Regions from separate parts of the Homo sapiens genome. Here regions 1, 2 and 4 are each linked to region 3. Evidence: read pairs that join two places in POLR2A ChIA-PET (ENCODE). Cell type or tissue: B cell. All regions are shown on one strand. Region 1 overlaps PIK3AP1 (phosphoinositide-3-kinase adaptor protein 1). Region 2 overlaps PIK3AP1 (phosphoinositide-3-kinase adaptor protein 1). Region 3 has its middle 41 kb from the start of PIK3AP1. Region 4 overlaps LCOR (ligand dependent nuclear receptor corepressor).

What was found. Peaks named below come from ENCODE experiments on the same cell type or tissue, not always from the same donor. Only the 100,000 strongest peaks of a DNase experiment are listed, where the experiment ranks them.
Region 1: POLR2A ChIA-PET joins it to region 3 with 9 read pairs; 7 of 35 experiments call an interaction of 5 or more read pairs at or near these places.
Region 2: POLR2A ChIA-PET joins it to region 3 with 6 read pairs; 5 of 35 experiments call an interaction of 5 or more read pairs at or near these places.
Region 4: POLR2A ChIA-PET joins it to region 3 with 6 read pairs; 3 of 35 experiments call an interaction of 5 or more read pairs at or near these places.

The regions. Positions count from the first base shown.
Region 1 is chr10:96,644,199-96,646,698 of GRCh38, reverse strand. It overlaps PIK3AP1 (phosphoinositide-3-kinase adaptor protein 1), which reads left to right. Exons shown (of 17, transcript NM_152309.3): 8 at 1,037-1,226. Among named protein-coding and RNA genes, the nearest start is that of TM9SF3, 58 kb to the right of the region's middle. RefSeq lists an enhancer at 1,158-1,227. In B cell, no CTCF peak of the experiment used is centred here; a DNase peak (open chromatin) is centred at 1,198; H3K27ac peaks cover 2,500 bases.
Region 2 is chr10:96,667,787-96,670,286 of GRCh38, reverse strand. All of the region lies in intron 2 of PIK3AP1 (phosphoinositide-3-kinase adaptor protein 1), which reads left to right. Among named protein-coding and RNA genes, the nearest start is that of PIK3AP1, 51 kb to the left of the region's middle. In B cell, no CTCF peak of the experiment used is centred here; no DNase peak of the experiment used is centred here; H3K4me3 peaks cover 426 bases; H3K27ac peaks cover 2,439 bases.
Region 3 is chr10:96,759,875-96,762,374 of GRCh38, reverse strand. No RefSeq gene overlaps it. Among named protein-coding and RNA genes, the nearest start is that of PIK3AP1, 41 kb to the right of the region's middle. In B cell, no CTCF peak of the experiment used is centred here; no DNase peak of the experiment used is centred here; H3K27ac peaks cover 1,564 bases.
Region 4 is chr10:96,875,468-96,877,967 of GRCh38, reverse strand. The region is part of intron 2 of LCOR (ligand dependent nuclear receptor corepressor); the gene reads right to left. Among named protein-coding and RNA genes, the nearest start is that of LCOR, 44 kb to the right of the region's middle. In B cell, no CTCF peak of the experiment used is centred here; no DNase peak of the experiment used is centred here; H3K27ac peaks cover 300 bases.

The DNA.
Region 1 (2,500 bases), 120 kb after region 3:
AAAATCGAGGCTGGAACCCCTGGAAACTGTCAGGGTTCCTGACAGTTTGGAGGAGACTGCTGAAGGAACAGGGGCTAGTGTGCCAAGCTGCGGAGTGACCTCTGACTACACACAGGGCGAGAACACCTTAGCTGCATTCCTGTTCAGCTCATTTGAATTTCTGCGTGGCTAGTCAGTAAAGGTCACACCTTCTTGTGTCATTTTTTTCCCTTTGGAGGAACCACTAGGGTGTAGAAGAAGTATCAGAAATCAGGATTGCAAGCCCTTGAGTAAGATACTAGATTTTTGTGAGCTTTGTTTTTCTCATCTGTAAACTAGAGAATATTATACCTTTCTCAAGCAGTAGTGGAATGGATTACAGGAGATAGGGTATAGGCAAATACCTAGCATTGTACCTGACATTTAAAAGGTGCTCACGGGAAAGTATTTTTTTTTTTTTTAGACAGAGTCTTGCTCTGTTGCCCAGGCTGTAGTGCACTGGTGCGATCTTGGCTCACTGCAACCTCCACCTCCTGGATTCAAGCAATTCTCATGCCTCGGCCTCCCGAGTAGCTGGGATTCCAAGCGTGCTCCACCATGCCCGGCTAATTTTTGTATTTTTAGTAGAGATGAGGTTTTGCCATTTTGGCCAGGCTGGTCTCGAACTCCTGACCTCAGGTGATCCACTTGCCTTGGCCTCCTAAAGTCCTGGGATTACAGGTGTGAGCCACCACATCAGGCCATGGGAAAGTAATTTTTAATTTGTATCCTCTGGTCAGTGGACATTTAACGAGTATTTCCTGAGTGCCTAACTCTGTGCTTAGTGTTGTAGGAAGATACGAAGATTAAAACAAAAACGTGAAATAAACTAAAAAAGGTGGGAAGCCTGGCCTCAAGGAGCGTTCAGTCAGGTGGGAAAATACAAATACACACAACCAGTTGTAATCCTGACTCATGGGAGCCTTTACTTTGCTGGCCACAAGTGCCTTCGGGGGCCAAGTTCCACCCGGAAAGTCAGGCTGCCTCAGGGCGCCGTGGGCCTCATCTTCTCTTTCAGGAAACGGTGGACATGCTCAAGAGTCACATTAAAGAGGAACTGATGCACGGGGAGGAGGCTGATGCTGTGTACGAGTCCATGGCCCACCTTTCCACAGACCTGCTTATGAAATGCTCGCTCAACCCCGGCTGTGACGAGGATCTCTATGAGTCCATGGCTGCCTTTGTCCCAGCTGCCACTGAAGACCTCTGTAAGTAGCACAACCCAGTTCTGCTTCCACCTTTCTGCTGAGAAACAGCTTTTTTCATTCCGGATGAAGATGGCGCGGGGCAGTCCCTATGTACCCTCACTTCACCCCAGAGAGATGAAGGTCCTGTTTTACACAAAGCTAGGGCTGGAGTCATGTGCTGTGACAAGCAGAATTCTTCTCCAAACTTCCTCTGTTATGACTGCTGGGAGAGTTTAAGCAAATATCTGGAAGTCAGAATTGATGAACTCATTGCCTCGTGATCTGAGAGGCCAAATCAGTGGCTCTCAGCCCTCAGTCTCCAGGGGTCCTTTTTATAACAAACATTTTCCTACTCTGACATGAGGTTTATGTATTATATAACCTACCTACATATAAAATTCTCAGAAATCAAATATACTGCCCTAATTGAAATAGGAAAGAGAAATTAAAGAAGAGGACATACTCAAACATGCCTGCACCAGAAGTCATGACAAAAGAGTCAGATGCAGACACACTCAGAATCACGGTCAACGGCTTCAAACATTGACTGACACGTTTGCAGTCTTGGTGGCTCAAATGATGGGAATAATGTTGGCATTGGCACCTGGATTTTCCTAGATGGTGAACAACTCTTTATGATTTCCTTTCCATTTTCATAGAAATTGAATTTCTAAAAAATTAAGTGTTTGCAAAAATAAGATGTGTTTATATGTGAAACAGTTTAGGTTCTAGGCTCAGAAAATAATAAGCAGATTTTTTGGGGGGCGAGGGGTAATTTGATTTTATTGCATTAATATATAGTAAGCTTATTTTCAAAATATCATTCTTCAGGATCATGATTTTTCTTATAAACTGTCTAACAAACTTTGCCCACTTTTTATTATCTTGTTTTTTCCAATGCAAAAGTAATGCCTTTTGACAAAAGTGAATGAGCAGTAGAAGTTCCCCTCCAACACCTAAACTCAAAACAAAATAGGAATCTTTAACTGAGTTGAGAGAAGTTCTGTGACTTGTGACTCCCAGCCAATATGGCATTGGTAATAATTAGTAATAAAATGAGGTATATTTGTCTATATTTTTGCTTATATCTGCTGACATTAAATTTAAAAATACAGACATACTTGTACATATACACAGATATGTAGAAATATACACATAGGTATAAATATGTATCATACGTACTTTTTAAAACTTATGTGTATGTCTAGGGAAATATTTGAAAGTCACGAGGGACATGAAACATCTCTTCATTGGGCAGGGCTGTCCCACACATAGCAGGATGTCTAGGGTCCTTC
Region 2 (2,500 bases), 92 kb after region 3:
CATCCCAGTGCTATTTGACCGAGGGGAGCTTGCCTTCTTCATCTCTTAGGAAGTTTTTCTCAACTTCTGAATTTTTCATGTGCAAGCACTTTTCTGTCTCTCTCTCTCTCTCTTTTTTTTTTTTTTTTTTTGATGGAGTCTTGCTTAGTCACCCAGGCTGGAGTCAGTGGCGCAACCTCCACCTCCCAGGTTCAAGTTATTCTCCTGCCTCAGCTTCCCGAGTAGCTGGGACTACAGGCGCGTGCCACCACGCCCGGCTAATTTTTGTATTTTTAGTAGAGACGGGATTTTACCATATTGGCCAGGCTGGTCTCGAACTCCTGACCTTAGGATCCGCCCACCTCGGCCTCCCAAAGTGCTGGGATTACAGGCATGAGCTACCGCACCTGGTCCCACTTTTCTAAACACTTAGAAACATTAACTTAATTTAGTTCTATTTATAGTCTCATCGTACAAGTTGGTGCCTGGTGATAAGGTATCACATAATTCTCTCTGGTTTTTTTTTTGTTTGTTTTTTGTGTTTTTTTGAGACAGGGTCTTGCTCTGTCACCCAGGCTGGAGTGCAATGGTGCGATCTCAGCTCACTGCAGCCTCCGTCTCCTGATTAGCTGGGACCACAAGCACACACCACCACACCCAGCTAATTTTTTGTATTTTTGGTAGAGACAGCGTCTCATAATGCTGCCCAGGCTGGTCTCAAACTCCTGAGCTCAAGCAATCCTCCCGACTCGGCTTCCCAAAGCACTTGGATTACAGGTATGAGCCACCGCGCCCGGCCTCCCTGTTTTTTCATGTGGGGCCTCATCTTCCCAATTCATTGGAAGCTCCTTAAGGGACACAGCTGTACAGGACACACTTCTGGAATTCTCCTGTGGGATCCAGGCCAGTGCTAGAACGTGGCAGATGTGTTCCGTAGACACTTGCTATGTGACTAGGAAACTTCGTAGTAAGCTCAGGTTTTGGAACATTTTATTCGGGGCTTTGAAAAATAGCTGTTTCGTGGTTTCATCACTGTGGCTTAGGTAGGATGAATGAACATCGTAACAGCTGAGAAATTTCATCCTGAGTGGACAAGCCTCTGGAAGTTTCTCCAGACCTTGGGTAACTCTATATTCCTGCCCCATTTGTGTGGTGGTTAAATTTTATTTTATTTTTGAGATGGAGTCTCATTCTGTCACCCAGGCTGGAGTGCAGTGGTTCTATGTCAGCTCACTGCAGCCTCCGCTTCCCGAGTTCAAGCAATTCTCCTGTCTCAGCCTCCTGAGTAGCTGGGATTACAGGCGTGTGCCACCACGCCTGGCAAATTTTTGTATATTTTTAGTAGAGATGGGGTTTCACCATGTTGGCCAGGCTAGTCTCAAACTCCTGACCTCAAGTGATCTGCCTGTCTTGGTCTCCCAAAGTGCTGGGATTACAGGTGTGAGCCACTGCGCCTGGCCCCGTGTGGTGGTTAAATCTGAGTCCTCAACTTAAAATACAAATGCAGAGGAAACACAGCCCTTTCTTCTGTGAACCCCAATACTTAGGTTGCTCATCTGCATCCTTCTAAGAAATCTTTGAATCTTCTTCAGTCTTTTTTTCATCAGCCACACTGGAAGTCTTGGACATGAACCACGATACCCCCCTACTTTGTCCCAGCACAGAGACACACAGGTTCCCCTGACTGGCCCCAGTGACTGTTTCTGTTTAATTCCATTTTTGAGTAGATTGGTGGCAAGCTCTTAATTCTCAGTTGAAACTTATCTCCTTAGTTTCCTTCTCTGCTCACTTTCTTTTTCCTTGTATCTAAAACTTAGAGAAAGAATCCAGCATGTTTATGCTACAGGCCTTCATCCTGCCTTCCCACCTTGACTTTACCTTATTTAAACTAAAAAATAATTAGTTTAACAAAATGGAAGCAAAATAGCATAATGCAGCATTTCCCAAACTTCAGTCATTTGAGAACCACCAACCTCGTTTTTGGCTTATGTTTGTACCATAGTGCTACTATTTTCTTAAATTCATGTACCATACAATTCATGCATTTTAAGTGTACAACTCAGCAGTTTTTGGTGTATGCGGTTAATTTTTAAAAATTGTGGTAAAATGTAGGTAACAGAGTATTTGTCATTTTAACCAATTTAAAGTATACAATTCATTGGCATTAATTACTTTCACAATGTTGCGCAGCCATCACCACTCTTTCCAAAATTTTTTCGTTGTGCTATTAAGTTAATATTTTCTTTAAGTCAATTCATATTTTCTAAGTAAGTATATTTTAAAAGGAAACTTTGCCACTCTACATGAAAAAACCAGTATCTCTTGATATAGATAGAAGTTAGATATAAAAATATAGATAATAAAAAGTACACATTGGTATTAAATTCTGTGGTACACAGATTCCTACAGAAGCCTGTGGGCTTAAGGCCCTGTTCCCTCTATGGCGCAAAAGGAGAAATGCATGGTAAAGAGGTGTTGAAGGCATTCTTTTACTGGTTGAAGTCTTTTCTTTTTGATTTAA
Region 3 (2,500 bases):
CTTGCTCTGTCGCCCAGGCTGGAGTGCAGTGACATGATCTCAGTTCACTGCAATCTCTGTCTCCCAGGTTCAAGGGATTCTCCTGCCTCAGCCTCCCGAGTAGCTGGGATTACAGGTGCCCACCACCACACCTGGCTAATTTTTGTGCTTTTAGTAGAGACGGGGCTTTACCATGTTGGCCAGGCTGGTCTCCAATTCCTGACCTCAAGTGATCTGCCCGCCTCGGCCTCCCAAAGTGCTGGGGTTATAGGCGTAAGCCACCGCGCCCAGCAGAACATAATTGATAGAAAGAGATTTTAGTTGTTTAAAAATATTTTACAACAAATTTTCCCCAACAAAAGTAGAAATATCTTAAATGCGCAACACTAGAGAAATGATTAAGTGAATTAAGTCACCTTTACAGGACTGAATTATACAATTTTTTTTTTTTGAGACAGAGTCTCACTTTTTTGCCCAGGCTGAAGTGCAGTGGCATGATCTTGGCTTGCTGCAACCTCCACCTCCCAGGTTCAAGCGATTCTCCTGCCTCAGCCTCCCAAGTAGCTGGGATTACAGGTGTGTGGCACCATGCCCAGCCAGAATTATACAATTTTACAAGATAAGATTCACAACGAGGAAACTACTTATGAAACAACACCAAATGAAAAAGAGTAGAGCACAAATATGTATGTACATAAACTGTGATTACAATTATGTGAGATTTATACATATGGAGCAGGGAGAAAAACGTGTTGTTCCTTTGAAAAGCTAGAGGCAGAAATCCTCAGAAAGTGAGCTCTCTTAATTGTGCTGAATACTTCAAAGACCCTCATGTTTGTAGCAGTCTAGAGTATTGTAGCAATCTGGCCTGGGTTAGAGTGAGATAAGTAACACAGCATTGCTCTTCAAAATAAAGACAGACACGTTTTTAATTTCCTGGAGCAAGCAGAGGTGGGCAGAAATGGGGAGAAGATGGTGGAGATGAAGGGTGAGATCAGAGAAAGAAAGGTGGGCAAAAGGACAGGAGGCTAGAGACTTCAAGAGAAGAGATGGCCCAAGAGAATGTTCTAAGAACACCATGAGTCAGAAGTGCAAGAGAGAGCCTTGGGAGAGAGAGGGGGGGAAACAAAATCAAACAAAACAAATATCCCTAGAGAGCTGGAGAATTTAGGATCACCAGGAGGCCGACCTTTGGGTTATAGAGATAAAGACTGGAAGATAAGATTTCAAAAACTAAAAATAGCTACTATATTAGAGTAGTGGAATATAATTGAAAGTTGAAAATTTAATGTACATTTATTTTTTAATTTATTCCTGGGAAAATACCATACTCCTTTTTTTTTTTTTTTTTACTTGAGATGGAGTCTCACTCTGTCACTCAGGCTGGACTGCAGTGGTGCCATCTCGGCTTACTGCAACCTCTGCCTCCTGGGTTCAAACAATTCTCCTGCCTCAGCCTCTCGAGTAGCTGGAATTACAGGCATGCGCCACCATGCCCAGTTAATTTTTGTATTTTTAGTAGAGACGGGGTTTTGCCATGTCGGCCAGGCTGGTCTTTAACTCCTGGCCTCAAGTGATCTACCCACCTTGGCCTCCCATAGTGCTGGGATTACAGGTGTTAGCCACCATGCCTGGCCTGAATACATTATGATATAACTATACAATGAAATATTAGGCAGCTATTAAGCCAGATTTGTTCTCTATTTACTTAGAGGGACACATGAAATAAGCAAAGTGAAGAATATTGTGTATAGTCCGTGTGGCAGAGATTGCCAAATATCCCCCCAAGAGTCATTCTGTTTTTCTTTGGTAATAGAACCTCCAAATTTTAACCAGGCACATGACTAATCAGCTAAAGACTCTGTTTCCAAGCCTCCCTGGCAATTAGTTGTGTATATGGTTCTAAATTATGGCCAAGGGGAAATGACTAAAAATTATCTGTGTACCATTGAGATTTCGTTTTTGTTGTTGTGGTGGTGGTGGTGGTGGTGGAGTTTTTTTTTTCTTTTTTTTTTAAGTTCTGGAATACAATTTGCAGGACGTGCAGGTTTGTTGCATAGGTATACGTGTGCCATGGTGGTTTGCTAGACCTATCAACCTGTCATCTAGGTTTTAAGCCCCGCATGCATTAGGTATTTGTCCTAATGCTCTCCCTCCGCTTGCCCCCAACCCTCTGACAGGCCCCAGTGTGTGATGTTTCCCTCCCTGTGTCCATGTGTTCTCATTGTTCAACTCCCACTTATGAGTGAGAACATGTGGTGTTTGATTTTCTGTTCCTGTGTTAATTTGCTGAGAATGATGGCTTCCAGCTTCATCCATGTCCCTGCAAAGGACATGAACTAATTCTTTTTTATGGCTGTGTAGTATTCCATGGTGTATATGTGCCATATTTTCTTTAGCCAGTCTATCATTGATGGGCATTTGGGTTGATTCCAAGTCTTTGCTATTGTGAATAACGCTGCGATAAACATACGTGTGCATGTGTCTTTATAGTAGAATGATTTATAATCCTTTGGGTATA
Region 4 (2,500 bases), 120 kb before region 3:
ATACATTTTGTAGGTAATAGGATAAATGCTTCATTCTTCTCCTATTATAAATTTTCAGGTCGGGCGCAGTGGCTCACGCCTGTAATCCCAACACTTTGGGAGGCCGAGGCAGGCGGATCACGAGGTCAGGAGATCGAGACCATCCTGGCTAATGCGGTGAAACCCCGTCTCTACTAAAAATACAAAAAATTAGCTGGGCATGGTGGCAGGCGCCTGTAGTCCCAGCTACTCAAAAGGCTGAGGCAGGAGAATGGCGTGAACCCGGGAGGCTGAGCTTGCAGTGAGCTGAGACTGTACCACTGCACTCCAGCGTGGGTGACAGAGCGAGACTCCGTCTCAAAAAAAAAAAAAAAAAAAAAAAAAAAAAAATTCAGAAAAATGAGTTGACACCCTTGCAATCTCCAAAGATGATCAATAAGTTATTTTTATTTTACTTATTTTTTTGAGACAGGATCTCACTCACTCACCCAGGCTGGAGTGCAGTGTCATGATCACAGCTCACTGCAGCCACGACTTCCCAGGCTCAAGTGATCCTCCCACCTCAGCCTCCCAAGTACTGGGACTACAGACATGTATCACCACATTCAGCTAATTTTTGAATGTTTTGTAGAGATAGGGTTTTCACCATGTTGCCCAGTCTGGTCTTGAACTCCTGAGCTCAAGCAATTTGTCCACCTCTGCCTCCCAAAGTGCTTGAATTACAGGCATGAGCCACCGCACCTGGCCTATTTTTAAAGCATCATTATGAACTCCTGGATTTTTGTTGATTTGATATAGTTAAATCCATTGTAGCCATTTTTTTAAGATAGTTTATTTTCCATCTTAGGCCAGTGAGAGCACACAAGATGGCCCCTGGGTCCTTTGGATGCCTCAACTTAGCCAATACACAATAGGCAAAAGATTTTACCTTGATGTTTAAATTTGCAAGTCCTTGATTATAATAATGACTGAACAATTTTTATATACATCTGTTGGCCAGGTGCAGTGGCTCACGCCTGTAATCCCTGCACTTTGGGAGGCCGAAGCAGGTGGATCACCTGAGGTCAGGAGTTCCAGACCAACCTGGCCAACATAATGAAACCCTGTCTCTACTAAAAATACAAGAAATTAGCCGGGTGTGGTGACAGGCACCTGTAAGCAATCCCAGCTACTCGGGAGGCCTGAGGCAGGAGAATCACTGAACCCGGGAGGCGGAGATTGCAGTGAACTGAGATCGCACCACTGCACTCTAGCCTGGGCAACAAGAGCGAAACTCCGTCTCAAAAGGAAAAAAAAAGCCTATGAGCTTTTTAATTCTTTGTGAACTGCCTATTCATTGCCTTGTCCGTATTTTCTAATGAGTCATTAATCTTTTCTACTTTCTGAATATTAAGAGTTCATTCTAATATATGGCAGAAAGTTATGTATTAATAAAAGCTGCCATCTTTTTTCTCTATTTGCTTTTTAATTATATGGCTTTTGTCATATAAAGTATTTAATTTTTATATAAACCATTTCCTTTATAATTTAAAGGCCTTTCCCATTTCAATATGTGCTATAGTTTGAATGTATCCCCAAATTTCATGTGTTGAGAAATTAATCCCCAAATTCATATGTTTATGGTATTTGGAAGTAGGGCCTTTGGAAAGTAATTAGGATTAAGTAAGGTCATCAGGGTGGGGTCCCCATGATGGGAATAGGGGCTTTTAAGAAGGGGAAGACAGACCTGAGCTGGCACTCTTGCTCTCTCCCATGAGGTGCCCTCCATCATTAGAGGCAAAAAGGCCCTCATCAGATATGGCTCCTCAACCTTGGACTTCCCAGACTTCACAGCTATTAAGAAATCAATGTCTTTTCTTTATATATTACCCAGTCTCAGGTATTCTGTCATAGCAACAGAAAATGAACTAAGACAATATGATAGGGGAAAAAATTGTCTATGTTGCTTCTACTTCTTTTACTTTTTTTTTTTTTTAATGTTTAAGTCTCTGACCCAGCTAGATATAATTAGCTATTTATAAGTCGGTCTTTTACCAGTAGAATCTGGGATCTCTGAAAGCAAGATCTTACTAATTTTGTGCCTCCTACCAGTGGACCATGTGTGTTTTTTGTTGTTTTTTTCTGAGACAGGGTCTCTCTTTGTTGCCCAGGCTGGAGTGCAGTGGTGCAAACACAGCTCACTGCAGCCTCAATGAACCTCCTGTGCTCAAGCAATTCTCCCACCTCAGCCTCCCAAGTAGCTGGGACTATACAGGCACCCCACCACACCCAGCTAACTCTTATATTTTTTGTAGAGACAGGGTTTCACCACGTTGCCCAGGTTGGTCTCTAACTCCTGAGCTCAAACGACTGGCCCACCTCAGCCTCCCAAAGAGCTGGGATTACAGGCATGGGCCACCAAACCTGGCCCATGTGTTTTCAAACACGTGGTTTGAAGAAGGCAGTGGTAATGATGAACAATCAAAAATCCTATTTCCTCTGCTCTTAAACTAGGGCAGCTGAATCCCACTGAACTTTAACC